Linked DNA regions of Homo sapiens: region 1 is linked to region 2. The links are chromatin loops, found by intact Hi-C in ENCODE. Cell type or tissue: chondrocyte. All regions are shown on one strand. Links, peaks and the distances in the headings refer to the core of each region. The heading gives the core; the rest is flanking DNA. Region 1 has its middle 45 kb from the start of CMKLR1. Region 2 overlaps WSCD2 (WSC domain containing 2).

What was found. A loop is a pair of places that touch in the nucleus more often than their neighbours do. Peaks named below come from ENCODE experiments on the same cell type or tissue, not always from the same donor. Only the 100,000 strongest peaks of a DNase experiment are listed, where the experiment ranks them.
Region 1: it touches region 2 in a loop (2.0-fold over the local background); 2 of 110 quality-filtered maps call a loop at or near these places.

Annotation. Positions count from the first base shown.
Region 1 is chr12:108,380,237-108,388,571 of GRCh38, reverse strand. No RefSeq gene overlaps it. Among named protein-coding and RNA genes, the nearest start is that of CMKLR1, 45 kb to the right of the region's middle. RefSeq lists an enhancer at 992-2,191 and a silencer at 6,173-6,373. In chondrocyte, for the core only: no CTCF peak of the experiment used is centred there; no DNase peak of the experiment used is centred there.
Region 2 is chr12:108,206,400-108,214,734 of GRCh38, reverse strand. It overlaps WSCD2 (WSC domain containing 2), which reads right to left. Exons shown (of 9, transcript NM_014653.4): 3 at 8,332-8,335; 4 at 4,430-4,614. The region is part of intron 2 of LOC124903077 (a long non-coding RNA gene); the gene reads left to right. Among named protein-coding and RNA genes, the nearest start is that of WSCD2, 81 kb to the right of the region's middle. In chondrocyte, for the core only: no CTCF peak of the experiment used is centred there; a DNase peak (open chromatin) is centred at 4,595.

The sequences.
Region 1 (8,335 bases), core at 153-8,152, 170 kb before region 2:
TGGAAAACATGCCTCAGAGTTATCTTACCTGAGGAGTTGGGGAGCTTTGGTATTTGATCATTGAGGATGTTGCTAGGAGGCACCGATGCCCCAGCACTTCAGGCCAACCTTGGACCTGAGAAAGCCCTCAGGTGCTGACAACAGAATTGGGCCAATGTGCCCTGAAGTGGTGAGGGCAAGGGGATATGGGTGGGCTCCAGAGGGTCTGTAACTCATGTATTGACTCATGGATTTTTCAGTTAAGTCCTAATGATCCCTGAGAAGGTTCATTTTGTGTGTCAATTTGGCTGGACTAAAAGATGCTGATAATCTGGTTAAACATTATTTCTGGGTGTGCCTGTGAGGATGTTTCTGGAAGAGATTAGTGTTTAAATAGGTGAACTGAATAAAGCACATTGCCCTTCCGGAGGTGGGTGGGCATAAGCCAACCCACTGAGGGCCTGACTAGAACACAAAAGCCAAGAAAGGTTGAATTTGCTCTCTGCCTGAGTGCTTGAGCTGGGACATCAGTTTCTTCCTGCCCTCAGACTGAGACTTACACCATTGGTGTTTCTGGTTTTCAGGGCTTTGGACTTGGGCTGAAGTACATTGCCAAATTTTCTGGGTTTCCAACTTGCAGATGGCAGATTGTAGGCCTGCTAAGCCTCCCTAATCATGTGAACCAATTTCTCTCTCTCTCTCTCTCTCCCTCTGTCTCTCTCTCTCTCCCTTTCTCTCCACCATTGGTTCTGCTTCTCTGGAGATCCCTAATATAATCCCTTGTATTGGTCCATTCTTGCATTGCTATGAATAAATACATAAGACCGGGTAATTTATAAAGAAAAAAGGTTTAATTGGCTCACAATTCCGTAGGATGTACAGGAAGCATGGCAGCATCTGCTTCTGGAGAGGCCTCAGGGGGCTTCCAATCATGGCAGAAGGCAGAGTAGGAGCAGACATCTTATGTGGTGGGAGCGGGAGGAAGAGCAAGTGGGGGGAGGTAATACGTACTTTTCAGCAACCAGATTTCCTGAGAACTCTATCTCGAGGACAGCACTAAACCATTCATGAGAACTCTACCCCCATGATCCAACCACCTCCCACCAGGCCCCACCTCCAACACTGGGAATTATAATTTGACATGAGATTTGGGTGGGAACACAGACCCAAACCATATCATGCCTATTTTACAGATAAGGAAACTGAGGCTTGAAGAGGTAATGTGACCTGCCCCTGCCCAAGCTCACATACCTTGTCAGTGGCATCGCTTCTCTCCCCAATAACTCCCTTATGAGATGATTTCATCCAGGTCATCTGTGAGTAATCATGACAGAGAAGCTGGGGGACTGTGTGGGAGGCAGGGGTGGGGCAGGGCTGCTTCTGGGAAATTTCAAATCTATTCCCCCAAGAGTATTTCCACTCTCTGATTGGGATGTGATGGGTCACAAGAGAGTGGATCCAGGCCCCTTGCTTGGGCCCCAGTGAGTTTCCCTGCACCCGAAAAATGCTCCTGCCGTTAAATAATTCACATCTGCAGATGGTCTTCATTTAGCACCATCCATCAGCCAGTTATTTTCAAATAAGCAAAAACCTCAGGCATAAATTATTCCTGCAGGGTCAACGGGTCTGACAGAGCACATCTGCTACCACCAGCCGAGTGTCATGTGACCATGGGACTGCAGCCTGGGGCCTGCATTTCCAGACGTGTCAACCCCACATCACACCGAAGAGTAAGAAGGATGATAATTTTTTCAGAATTTGGGGTCATGAGTTTTAACTCCAGATCTGTTTGTCGTTTATTTCAGCCTATCCAAGCCTTTATATCTTATCTGGAAAACAGGACAATCAGTTTCTCCTCACAGCACAGTGAAATTTAAATAAGATAAATGAAGACTTCTGTTATAATGCCTGGTAAATAGTAAGTGCTCAGTAAATAGTCCTTTTTCCTTCCTTTCTCTTTCTTTTCTTTCCTGTTTACATTCTTCTGTTCTACCTCTTGTTTGCTCTCCCTCCCTTCCTTTTCTTTTCCTTCCTTCAATGTCAAGAATCATTCATGCCTCCTGTAGCAAATGCTGTTGGTGTCCCACCTGCAGCCCTCCAGCATTCATGGACCCTGAACATGCTCACAGACTTCTGTGGCCAGCACCTGAGTCTTCCTGTCTGAAGGCATTCTTCAGCCATATGCATACTCAGTCTGCAATGGGACTGGCCAGAAATGCTGGGGAGACACAGCCCTTCAAACCAAGCAAGGACGGTTAGTTTGTGGATAAATACCCTAGTTCCCTCACCTTCCAAGTGAGACCACTCTGAGCATATTCTACACTGTCTCCCAGAAGTACCCAGTGGGACTGAGCCCCAGTCACCTCTGCCCTGCTCATCAATGCCCTATCTATTGGCTTCTATCCTTCCCTATCTTATTTCCCCACTTTCCTACCAGTGCTTTTTAGGGTCACTTCCCAGATAAATAACTGTGCCCAAATCTGTCTCAGGGTCTGCTTCTTGGAGAACCTAAACTAAATCAGATGCCAAGAGGCTGTATGTGATGAGGCCACTGAAGACTTCAATTCAAACAAGTTGCATTCCCAGATTTTCGGTCTCAAGGACCTGTCCTCGGGGCCCCACCCACAAAGTTCTGGCCCTCATAGTCTGTGGTCTTGAAGGCTATTTAAGATGAATATAGACTATGCAAGACTCCTCTAGTCATTCCACCAGGGAGTAGCCAGAGTGATCTTTCTAAAACAAAAAACAAAACAAAACAAAACAAAACACAAAAACAAAAACAAAAAATAAAGCCTGACTGTGCCCTTCCCAGAGCCCTCAATTCCAAAGTCACCTACGTGGCTTACAAGGCTTTTCATAATTAGGCCTGAGGCCTGCTCCTGTCTCATCTCTCATCCTACCTCCACATGCTCCTTTCCCTTCAGCCAGGATGTTCTATTTCCATGAAACACTCTATGCTGTCTGAATCCTCCTAGCCCTTGTTCACACTCTTCCCTCTTCATGGAGTTCTCTTCTCCCCTACTTTGTTTGCCTACTAAATTAGTCATCAAGACGCAACTCATGTTACCTCCACTATGAAGCCTTTTTCTCCTTTTGTTCCTCCTCTGTGCTCGAGTAATCTTAATGGTGGCTCCTACTCCTGTGCCTTTTCAATACTGAGGCCAGTGGGAAGGAGAATTTGACCCTGTCCCAGAAGTCTCTGTAAAACCTCTTGCTATCTCATTGACAGATGGAGCCATATGTCCCCCACCCCTGACCAACACCCTGACCAGAGGAATGCAGGACTCAGATTGGCCAGGTCTGTTCATTGGGATTCCTTTAGCCATGCATGATCTTAACACCTCACGGATTAACAGTGAGGAGGGAGGAGTTCAGGATGGCTGACGCTTTGCCACAAATGTTCCCTCCATGGCTTCAGTGACTTTCTTTTCTAATTCAAGAAACTCACTTTAAAAGATGAATTTTATTGATTTAAAATTTTTGAGTTAAGCAGTCATATCTAGGCAAATTTTGTCTACTTATGTGCAGATAATCTAGCTGTTTATTACTCAACAAGACTCAAGGCCTGACTAAATCTCCATGGCTCTTGGCTTCACCTATTGAACTCTTGGTTTTATCACCCAGTCATCATTTCTTCTCCATAAAGGTAGCCTGCATGAAGATGGGCTGTATTTTTAGCTTACTTTTTTCTGTAGATGTGGTGGGGGTGGGTCTAAAGTCCTCTTTTTAATTTGTGCAGCTTATGCTTCTTTCAATACAAGTGGGCTGTGTTTCTGCCAATACATTTCTCTTAAAAATTTTGTGGGTCTTTTGTGAATCTTATTGGGGGCTCATTCCATTAGAAAAAAAAGCCACACTCATGAATCTCATTGGCATAAACTTTTCTCTACCTCAAACTTCTGCTGAGAATCCCAAGGCAGTGGAGGCATAATACCCTTGCTTATTAAAAGTTGCATGGTTTGACTGATTGGTTATCTTAGGTCTTTATGAGGCATTAATAATGAATTTTACAGTCACACCCTCAACTTTATATTGTATTTCCTGACAGTGTCCTGGATTCAACCTTTGCCCAGATATCTTTCTTAATTTTGGCATCACTTGCCATCTAGAGACACAAGCAATTTTCAAAACCAGCAAGCCCTGGCTTCTTTTTGTTTATCAGTCATTCCTTCAGGTTGTCTCTTGCCTCTTGCATTTTACTATAAACAGCAAGAAGAACCAGGTGTCATCTTTAATATTTTGCCAGGAAATCCCCTTGTTTAGATAACTGAATAGACTATACATATTATTTAATTTCCATTTTACTACAGGTGACAGTATGGCTAAACTCTGCCACTACATAACAAGCATCCCCTTTCCTCTGGTTCATTATTTATTCACATATGCACTCACTCATAAGATTATGAACTCAATCAATATTTATAGAAGGAACACATGTCCTTACAATCATAACACAATCTCAGGACCTGCTGTCATGAAGCTTACCTTCTATCAGAATCTTATGTAGTTCCCTTCTCCTCCAGAACCCTATGAAATTATTGGTATTATTATTTCGATTTTACAAATGAGGGAGCTTGAGCTCAGAAAGGTAAAATCAATTTCCTAGGGCCTCCCAGATAGTAAGTAGAGGATCTGGTGTCTGAACTCAGTTCTGTTTGATTCTAGAATTCTTATGTGTAAGTGCTACTATTATAATTCTCTTTCCTGGAATTCAATTTCCACTGTCCTTGTCAAGGTCTGAAGTGGTGTCCATCTCTTCATTGAAATTTTCTGGGAATCAAGCTGTTGACTTTCCCCTACAGATACATTTTTTTTAAGGTAGAGATGAATAAAGATGTACATTTAGAAGCAGCCAGGTGCCTAGAATTGCTTTTTAATGTGGGGGCTTTGGGAACTTCTCACAAGACCTCACTGCCCCCTGATGCTCCATTCAATAAACAGGAATGACAGAGGTGCTCTGAGCTTCCCCTTGGGAAGGTAGGACCAGGACAGGTTTGCAAAGTGTTGAAGTCATTGACTTTTGAAGGACGCTTGGGGGAAGAGAGAAGACACAATGATTCAGGCAGGAAAACTAAATTATATGGTCATAAATCCCCAGGAAATTGCTATTTTCTCTCTTTTGCCCCACATCATGCCACCTTACTAAGTCACAAGATGCTCTCAAAAGCTTGATAACACCATGGGATCTAGGGCAAGACATGTGTTTAAGGAAGGGCAGACCCTGTTCCCTGGATGCTGCAAAGTGTGCTGCAACTTCTTGATCTTGACCTCTGGTTAGAAATAGGGGGAGCTTTCATAAGCTGTAGAAAAACTTAGTTTTCTGAGCAGCCTGTAAGACACTGATCTCACCTTTAGCTGAAAGTGTGGGCTTGGTCTGCAGCCGTGGTGGCTTCTTACAGTGAAGGAGGCCTAAGGCTTTTGCTGTGGGTCTTGAAGACCCAGGAGGGGAGGCTTCCACTAGCACCTGAAGTGTTCCCCAGGGATTTAGTTTAAAATCCTTCTCCTGCTCTTCTCCTGCCTCATCTCTGCTGTTCTTCCCTCTCTCACTCTACAGGAGGCCACACTGACCTCCTTGTTTTTCCTCAAACATAATCAACTCTCTCCAACATCAGAGCTTTGGAACTTTTTGTCTCTTCTGCCTGAAATGAATGTCCCCACATTTTCCTACAAGTAGTCCCTTCTCAACCTTCAGGTGTCAGTTCAATTGTCACCTACTCAGGGAGGCCCTTCTCAACCACCTTATTTAAAGTGACATGTGTTCTCATATTATCTTTTTAATCATATCCTCCTGTTGATCTTTTCTACAGCACTTACTGCAGTCTGTAATTCTTTTAAAAACTTGTTTACCTTTTTTTTAAACCTGTTTACTGCTGCTCACCAGAAGAGATAAATATAGAGTTTTAGGTTCCTGGATTCTTTAAGTCTAGAAGGACAGACTCAGGACTGGGGCAATGAGGGTGATCCCAGCTGTGCACTGCAGGGAGAGCTGTTTACTTAGATTGCTGGTTCTCAGGTGGAGGTGATTTTGTTCCCACTCACTGGGGATGTCTGGCGATGTCTGGGAGATGATTTTGATTGTCATGACTTGAGGGTGGTGTGGGGTGGGTGCTTATAAACATTCTGCAATACATGGGAAAAATTCCAGAGTTATCTGGCCCCAAATGCCAATAGTGCTGTGATTGAGGACCCTTGACTTAAACTATAATGTCAACGTCACTCATACACACATCTGCCTTCACACAGATTCAGGCATTTTTCTTGGGATGCCCAGAGGCTTGGAGCTGTCTGTGGTGCTGAAGCAGACCACACTCCAAGCCCCTGACTTTCTTAATCCCGTTCAGATCCCTGTTTCTGACCCCACTCAAGACTGTTGTATATAGAATCATACAATATTGAAGCTGGAGGGTTCTTAGAAGTCAGCTAATCTAATTCCTCTCTTTTGTACAAAGAGGACACCGAGGCCCAGAGCCCAGATTTGCCAACGGTCACATTGTACCTGCAAGTGCAACTGTCTCCCTCCCCCCGCGAACAATGTTCCTCCCAGGACATCTTGGCCAATGACATTTTGCCATCTGAGGGTTGTTAATGGAGTTGTCCCCCAGTTGAGGCAGCTTGTCTCTTAATCACATCGGAAGTAGAAAGAAAATGACTTTGAAGATTTGTTCCGTGGTGCTCAGGGTGGCTGGGGCAGGCAGGCCCTCTCTGGGTGCCTGGGGTGAGACAGCTTGTCTGGCAGGGAGCTAATTGATTCTTTAGGTTAGTGCTGTTTTGTGTGCACAGACAAATCTGGGCATCCATTCTGCCTAATGTGTCACTGAGCATTTCCTCTGAGCTCCCCAGCCCCAGTCTTTTGCTGCTGACTTCATGGAACTACGTTTTGTGAAACTTCTCTCTCTTCTCTACCCATCAGAAAAACAAATTCAAGGAGGCTATTCTGTTGGTGGTGGTCTTCATTGAAAACCTTATTTTCATGCACCTCAAGAGACTGTCACCTACAGCTGCCCTCTGTCGAGAGCCTCTTACGTATCAGGTACTTTTTCTATTACCTCTGATCTTAACAACTCTGTGAAGTAGACATCATTTGCTGCATTTTAAGAGAGAAAAACTGGATCTCAGAGAGGCCAAGTAGCTTTCCCAAGGTCACACAGCAAAGAAATGGCAGAGCTTTGATTTGAACTCCATCCCACCTGTCTTTCCTATAGATTTATTATTCTCCAAGTGTGGTCCCCAAACCAGTGGCATCAACATTGTTTGGGAATTTGCTAGAAATATACATTTTCAGGTCCTCCTTATTCTTGGGTTTGGTTTTGGACAAACCCAAGATTTCTAACATTATCTTATGGAATTATAATCCCCATTTTGCAGATAAGAAAACTAAGCAGAAGTCAGCTTGTCCAAGGTCCTGCAGGGAGTAAGTGGCAGGGCTGAGGGCAAACCCTGATCTCTTGCTCCCTCTCATCCAATTCTGCTCATGATTCTTGTGTGCCTGATTCTTTCATCTTATTTCTCAGACAGGGAGGGTGATAAAAAGGACCCTGTTCTACTCACACAACTGGGGAGTGGTAGAGGCAGGATTTGGATCCAGGTCTTTCAGAATCAAAGCCTGTGTGCTGGGGTCTGGTCTATCAAACTTGGGACTTGGTCTCAAAAACTCCATAAAGGAGCCAAGGTGGATCTTAGAAAAGAGCAAAATCTTCAGTGTAAATGTGTATGGCCTTAGGCAAGCCATTTCACTTTTCTCTGCCTCAGTTTACCCATCCTACAGTTACACAATGCTTATCAATCACGTGTATTTGTTGTTATACTTGAATGCAACAATGACCCTGAAAGATATTTTAACAATGACAACAGCATTGGCTATGTTTTATTGAGCATCTACTGTGTACCAGGCATGATGTCTGGAGATTTGTAAATTCTAACTCCTCAATTCTCACCCCATGACATAGGTGCTTTTGTTCAGTTGGGTGAGCTCTTGGCTTCACTTGCTTCATCTGTACAATAGGAATGATGTCATAACTACCACACAGTGTCACTTAAGTATTACATGAGTTAATGTATATAAGTTATTTAAATGGAAGCTGGCACATAGTAAGCACTAGGTAAGTATCATGTCACCATGCACATCTTGGAACAGGGAAACTGAGGCTCAGAGAAGCAAAAGACTTGCTCAAGACCATATAAACAAGGAGGAGCTGACCCCAGGGTCTTACACCTATGTTTTGTGACTTTTATATCTGCTTTTTCTCCTCCCTGTTCAGAGCATCGACTGATTTGGGTGTCCATTCTCCCTTTTTCTGCCTCAAACATCAGGATGGGATACCCCAGCCTTTATAAATTTAGTCTGTCCCCTCTTGGC
Region 2 (8,335 bases), core at 178-8,177:
CTGATTTGCCATCATTGGGGTTTTAGGCAGTGCAGTGGTCAGCACCATGGACAGCCACCCTTGGGACTCAGGAGCCCCGTTCTGATGAACTTTGCAACCCAAATCTTGCAAGAATCTTTCAGGCAAATGAAATTTCTTGCAACATCGCGTAAAGCCATAATGTTCTCAAATCACCAGCAGGTCTCTATCCCTGGGAGGAGAGCTACACTTGCCGACACATTTAGCAAACTGCTGTGAAAAATGTAATCTGACCAAGAAAGAAGTCCATTTCTCAGTTCTTTTGTAACAAGGGCAAAGAGTCCACGTGCCCGAGAGTCTGTGTCAAGGCAGAATAGCAGGGTGCCTGCAGACATTTGCTTTGCTAACCTTTTAATGCTCTCACTATTATGGGAACATTCCATCACCTCACCTCAGAAACACGTAGGCTGGCATCCTGTGCGAGGCAGATGCCCCACCAGAATGGTCCTTGGGAGATAAAAACCTTCCTTTAGATCTCTCCAATCATTAAAGGTTCTGTGCCACTGCTTAGGAAAACACAATTAGGACACAGTGTTAATACCAACTAATGACTCTACAAATGAAATCTGGTTTCTGCCATAGCTGTTTGCTGGAGTGTTCGCTCATTTCTCTTGCCTGATGTAATACATGCCAGAGTTGTGTGCCAGTGACTTGGAAGGCATCCCTTTCTGACTTCTTTGTGTACAAAGCAAATCCTAGGCATAATCCTAGGAAATCGAAGGCACCACTGAGTCAGAGCAAAGACATTGCAGATTTCACATTGCCTAGAGTCTGGAAACAAGGTGGAAGGAGGGATCAGGGTCAGGGAAGGAAGGAGATGAGCTGGAGCCAAGGAGCTCCCCTAAAAGAGAGATGGTGTTCTGAACCAAATTCCAGGGTCAGGGTGTCTACAACACTGTAGCAAGTGGGTATACTAACTGGGATTCATGGACCTGGGTTCAAGCCCATGGTCAGTCCCTAAGAGGCACAGTAGCCTTGGAAAAACCATGCCTGCCAGTCATTTCCTGCAATAGGCACCAGGCTTTTGTGCACTCTTTTATTTGCCTAATTCCTCTCCCACTGCTTGGTGATTTGTCTTGAGTCTGGGTATCCTCCTCTTCTCTGCCAGGCAACAACCTTTCAAGGCTCTTGTCAAATGTCCCCTCCTTTATCGAGCTGCCCCCTTCTTTGTGGAGCCTCCCCCAGTGCTGTTCAATTTAGCCATTTCTATTCTCTGAGCCACAGTTTCTACAAATATAAAATGCAGACATCAGTGAGAAAGGTGCTTCCAACATAGCATTCAACACATGACCTTTGCTGACTCTGGACTTTTGATCATGAATTAGAACACATGGCTGTCCCTTTCACCTGGAATCCTCTCAGAATGAGATTCAGCTCAAAAGTTGCTCCCTTGGCTCTTGAAGACAGAGCCCCCGCAGCCCTCTGGGTCTGTGGTTCAACCAATCCTACTTGTATTGGGTCTGCACAAAATTATCCTTTTAACTCATGGTTGAACCAATTTCATTAGTATCAGGTCTGTTGCCCCATGAGATGGAAAGCTCCTTGAGGTCAGGCATTGTGCTTTACTGACCACTGAGCCTCTCCATACCTCATCCACAGAGGAGCTCATCAAGTGTTTTGGTTCAATGAATGGTCCCTGCACTCTCTTTGTATACCATGTTGCCAACTGGATTTGAAACATTGTCAACCATCTCTCTCCTTGTCCAAGCTGCCTCCCTTCTAAGTCTCAGCCTTAGTAGCCTCAAGGCTAATAAGGCTTAGATTTTCTTTTAGGGTCTCCAGCTGAAGGTGCTCAAGCTTCAAACCTTACATGGCGATGATTCGGAACAACGGTGATGGACTTTAGAGAATCCAGGACTCCACTCTCAGTAGAAATAAGTGTGTTTCTTCCTCTTGGACATAATACAAAAATGCTATTCTCAGATGGTACAAAGCACCACCCAAATAATTGTGCCACACAGAAGGGGGCAGGTGAGGGGTGCAGCATTGTTCCTGCCAGCAGCCCCCCAGCTCACCCATGGCCAATGAAAGTGTTATTATATAATACAAGGTGATCACAGCAGTGTGTGTGTGTGTCTGAATGTGTGTGTGTGTGTGTGTGTGAGAGAGAGAGAGAGAGAGAGAGAAATGGGGGTGGAGAGACAGCGGAAGAGAGAGGGAGGAAGGTGGGGGAGAGAAAGAGGAAGAGAGAGGTGGGGAGAAGGAGAGAGGGGAGAGAGGAGAGAAAGAGATATTGAGAGAGAGTGTGTCCAGGTTATTCAGCCAACCTGAACATTAACCAAAAGGAGGTCTGGCTAGTGTCTGGCTAATGACATACACAGTCCAATTCTTGTTATCTGTCTCAGCTTCATCCACTAGGATGTGTTACTGGCAGCAGCTTTCCCTATAAATATCCCTGACTTTCAGGTCATCTCTTCAGATGGTCCAAATGTTGCTATCAAAATAACATAACATAAATATTGACATAAAGGCGATCAGTTGTAAAGGTGACAAATCTGCCACTAAGTTAAAAACTCATAATATTAGCAGCCAAACCACAAAGCCACTCTATGGACATTCTCTGGCCTGGATTTCACATGCTACCTCTGTCCTCTGCCCTCTGCCCTCCTAGGGCTTCATACCTGAACTGATGTGACTATGGGGAGGTGGAAGTTGCAGTTAATTTGGAAAAACCAGCCAGTTTGCAAATTGACCGCATGCTTGACCCTATTGCACAGCAAAGCTTGAATGGAGCTTCAAAAATATGGGATTTGAGGCTGGGTGTGGTGGCTTATGCCTGTAATTCCAGCACTTTGGGAGCCTGAGGTGGGTGGATCACGAGGTCAGGAGTTTGAGACCAGCCTGGCCAACACAGTGAAACCCTGTCTCTACTAAAAATACAAAAAAAAAAAAAAAATTAGCCAGGCATGGTGGCGGGAAACTCTAATCCCAGCTACTTGGGAGGCTGAGGCAGGAGAATTGCTTGAACCTGGCATACGGGGGTTGCAATGAGCCAAGATCACACCATTGCACTCCAGCCTGGGCAACAGTGTGAGGCTCTGTCTCAAAAAATATATATATATATGTATATATATATATATATATATGGGATTTGAAACACTGGACACATTTTCAAGCAAACAAACAATGAGTTTCTATAAACGATGAAATTCACATGCAAGAGGCCCTTCTCTGCAAACAGACTAGCTGTTAACTTTCTGCTAAAGCCACCCGGGTGGGCAGGACTACATTCTGGACGAGATCCACAGAGGCTCAAAATGTGGTCTATGGACCAGCATCCTGGCATCACCTGGGAGCTCTTTAGAAATGCAGCATCTCCCTGAACCTGCTGAATTGGAATCTGCATTTTAACAAGATCTCCCAGGGGAACTCTCAGACACATGCAAATCTGGGAAGCACTGGCCAGAGGGCTAGAGAAGCAGCTGTGGATTTCTGCTTCTGTCCTTGGACTGTGTGGGAGGGGTAACCCCCAGAAAGGTCAGCACCCCCCATCTTTTATCAAGCCCATTAACTCTTCTCATAGGTCTTAAGGTCATCTGGAATTAGGCTATGTGACCTTGGACTGGTTGGGGATAATGAACAACAGTAATTACCTGAAAAGGCTGTAGGGAAGGTAAATGAAATCAGGTCTGTAATTGGCTTAGGACAGTGCCTGGCATACAGCAGATTATTTATAAATAGTTACTAGCTGTCATTAAACATTCCTCCCCAGTCCCCAGGAGGGGACCCAGGAGTGCCCTCAGACAAGGAGCCAGCTCCTGTCCTCTTATTCACTCCCTCCTTCTGTTGGTTTGGAAATCAGAGAGATTTTCCAACAAGACTCAAACCAGAAGCTTGAAAAAGCCAGGATGAATTCTCTCTTTGAAAGCATCAAGGACTCCAGAGTCGGTTTAAATTCTCTGCTGCTTACAAGCTTTATGACATTGAGACTCAGTTTCCTCATCTGTAAAATGGGAATAAGTAAATAATAGTACCTATGTCAAGGGTCATTGTGAAGATTAGATGTGCTATTCTATATGAGGCATGGAGAAAAGGACAAAGTGTTTGCTATTGCCATTACCACCATCATCATCATTAGAGACAGTCTGCTCTGAGAAAATCAGGATGGGAAGGCGAGGCTCAGGCTCCAACTCAGTTTCAGAAGGAGGAAGACTGGTGAGAATGAGGGATACAGCTGGAACCAGACGCAGCTCAGTGGGAGGGAGAGAAAAGCGCATGCAGGACCATTCAAAGGAGCTGGGGCAAAGGGCTCTGTGAGGGAGTGGGAGAGGTGAGGCAGGGGCAGGACGGTGGTGGCCTTGGAGTGATGGGGAGCCATGGAGGGTACAGGGCAGACATGTGGGACTCTTTGGTGGGCAAGGGCTGCAGCTGAGGGAGGAGCAGCAGAGAGGGGCAGGGCAGACTCACGTACACCTGCGGGCCGACTCCTGGGCCAGCTGCAGCCGGTAGACAGAGAGGCGGTTGGCGCCGCCGCACACGCTGCCTCGCTCGCCCTTGCACTCCATGTCGCACTCTGCCTCGCTCACGTTCGTCGCCTGGATCTTGTGGCCGCAGTAGCACTCGGCGCCGAACTCCAGCCCGCCATACAGGTAACCCCTGGGGGAGGCTGCTGTCAAGCAGGGTAGCTGCCACCATGGAGACCCCGAGGCAGGGAGACACAACATGGAGACCTGGGGGATGGGAGGGCTCTGGGGACCAGGAGATCCCAGGGGAAATGGGGAGACTGCTGATGGGAGGTTGGGGCAACTGGGAGACCCCAGGGGACAGGAGAGACCTCAGGGGACAGGAGACCCACCCATTGTGGAGACCTGGGAGATGGGGGCCTTCGGGAGACAGGGGGACACCAAATAAATGAGATTAGGGAGGTAGCACACAGGAAGACCCTGGAAAGAGGGCAGGGGAGACCCTGAGGTGGGCAGGGAGACTCCAGGAGATCTGTGAGACAGGCATGCTCCATGGGGCAGGGGGATCTGGGTCTGGGATAAGGAGACCCTAAGAGGAGTCAGGGAGGCTGCAGAGTTGGCCTTGCAGTGGGGCAGCGTGGAGGCAGGAAAGCCAAGAAGGAATACAGGGAGGCCCCTAGAGGACATAGAGACCCAGGGAGGGGACAGGAACACCCAGGGACCATCCACCTGCCTTCATCTTCACCCTTCTACACCTACTCACATAGACACACCATGTCCATATTCACACTCACCTGTACACACCTGCTCATGGTACACCTGTCACACACACACACCCCAGATCCTGTGGTCTCCCCTACCCCACTCTCTTTCTTGCTTTTCCCTGTCTGGAAACCTGAGACATTCATCTCTCCAGAGTCCAGCTTCTTTATTCTTGGAAATATCACCCAGGAATGGTGCCTCCTTGTCCCTTGAGAGGAGCTAGGGTGAGGGGAAGAGGCACAGGGAGCTCATGAGGGAGGCAGGGACTCTCACACCCCTTCGAGAGAAGACAAAAATGAGCTCACACATTCATCAAGGAAATATTTATTCCTAAAAATAAAAATCCAGGCACTGCAAGGTTTTCAAGTTTTTTTGAAATTTTTCATAGTGATGGAATCCTTTCCTAAAAAGGACGCTTAGTGGCTACCCCACTCTGTAAACAAATGAAAAGAGCATTGCTTGCTCTGGCTCTGGGAGTAGGAAGGACAAAACCTGAGATGGAGGAAAACTGAGGTTCAGGAAAACCCATAAAAGAGGCTTGAGGGAGCACTTGTGCTCTTGTTCTCTAGAATATAATATCTTTAGACACCCTCATCACTTTTGAAATGATATTAGTGATTTTTAATGTAGTTTGTAAATTGCTTTTGTTCTTATTCTCTAGAATATAATATCCAGGAGGGCAGTGACCCTGTGGGTCTTGCCCACCTATCCCTGGACAATGCCTGGCATATGACAGATGATTAATACACATTCATAGAATGAATGTAGACCACTTCCCTGATAGACACCCTGCAGTGGCTCCCCATTGCCCTCCTGGTCAAATCTGGATGCTTTAGTTAGCTTTCAAGTCCCCATTTCACTGGGCTTTGAACACCTCTGTGGCTTCCCCTCCTGATACTCCCTTTGTACCCTCTGTGTACTCCCATGCTGCCTACCTGAGCACCCTGAGTGTTTCAGTGTATTTCAGGAGTCCTGGCCTTTGAGCATGCTGTTATTTCTGCCCTACCTAGAAAACTCCTACTCATCCTTCAAAACCCAGCTTATGGTCTCACTGTGATAACTCTTCCTAAACCCTCCACATGGAGCCCTCCATCCCTTCCATCTTCTTGACTTTCCTGCACCTTGCAAAGCACATCCACCCCAGCACCCATTATACTTGATGTCTCTGTACCCTGGTTTCCTCATCTGTGGAATGTGGCTCATAGCATTCCTGCCTCATAGGGGTCTTGTGAAGTTAAACAGTTAATATTTGCAAAATGCTCAGACAGTGCCTGGCACAGAACAAGTGCTTTTTAACTGTTATAAACTGTTGTTATTCTATTGCCCAAGCCTATTGTTCATGCCTCTATCTCCCCAACCAGATGGGAAGCCCCCCTGAGGACAGGGCTGTGGATGGCTCATCTCTTCATCTCCAGCACCTGGAATCAGGTCCAGCACCCACTGGCAGTCAACAAATATTTGCTGAACCAAATTGAATTACATGAGTAGCTCTGACTTATCTTGGCTGACACCTTCTCTGAGAAGTATTTCCTTTCACCCCAGGCAGCTTAGACCTTGTCTGCATGTCTAACTGCCTGCGATTCTTCCATCTCAACCCTTATCTGACTATGTTATCCCTCTCTGTTTACATGTTTGTCTCCCCTTGCCGGCTGTGAGCTCATTAAGGCCAGGGGCTGTGTAGAATGCACCTCTGTTTCCCCCGCCCCCCTGCACCCAAGTTTGACAGATAAGTTAGTGATTTCATATTATCAAGGACTTGGAATCCTTTTCAAATTGGAGAGGGTCCTGGGCTCAGGATTTTAATAGTGGGCTCCCTAGGCAGCTGATTTTAAAGGGGACAGTGTTTCCTAATCAAGAACAGCAGGGGCTGGGTTTGGTGCCTCACACCTGTAATCCCAGCACTTTGGGAAGCCGAGGTGGGCAGATCACGAGGTCAGGAGATCGAGACCATCCTGACCAACATGGTGAAACCCTTTCTCTACTAAAAATACCAAAAAAAAAAAAAAAAAAAAAAAAAAGCCAGGCATGGTGGCATGCGCCTGTAGTCCCAGCTACTCAGGAGGCTGAGGCAGGAGAATTGCTTGAACCCGGGAGGCGGAGGTTGCAGTGAGCCGAGATTATGCCACTGCACTCCAGCCTGGGTGACAGAGCAAGACTCTGTCTCAAAAAAATAAAAAATAAAAAATAAAGAACAGCAGGAAGAGTCTCTCAGGGGTCATCCACTTGCCCATTTCCACACCAGGCATGCAGCTGAGGTTGGCAGAGCTTGTGACCGTCAGAGACAGCCACCTGGAGCCTGAAGGTGAGCATATTAGAGCCTCTTCATGAGCCACTACAAGGTCAAGGGGCCCAAGAAACAAGGAGAGAAGCTCAGCTCAGCCCCATGGTGCCCCCAGGGGTCCTGTCCCTGTTCACCAGGCCTCTGGGGACTTGTCCACTCTCAAAACATCAACTCACTCCCCCCTAGTCCCAGTGCATGTCTAATAAAAATCATCGTTGTCTTCTTAGATTGGAAAACACTGTCTGAACAGGCAAGTGTTTCTCCCTTGGAGAAAAACAAGGAGTTTATATATTGAGAAACTATTAGATACCTTCACCTTACCCTTCATTTGGACATCTTGCAAGCCTTATGCTTACTCATCTGCATGCACATGCACATCTAATGGTGCATTTCTAAGTTGTGTGCAATTCTTCACAACCTTGCATGCTCTCAACACACTGTTGAACATTCAACAAATGCAATCAGACACCTACACACACAAGCACAACTCTCAGCCCTTGCACACATATTCACAAAGACTCCTGCATACACGGCCACTATTATTTAAAGATCATTGCATATTGGCATTAAGCTCACAAACACAGCTAGCTGACCCTGTACCCTGTATGCTACAAAATTGTTCCTAGACACAATATGACACAGTTGCACAACCACAGACTCCCATAGACCAACTCTTGAGCAGTCCTCAGTTGTGTGGATGTGCTTATGCACATACACACAATGCACACACACCCTTGCGTCAACCTTTCCTGTGGTCACGTGCTCACCCTTCAACACACCCTCCCATAGCAGGGCAAAGAATACCACAGGTGGGAATCTGAGAAGGAAGGGCCTGAAATGGACAAGTCTGGGATGCTGGGACCCTACCGTT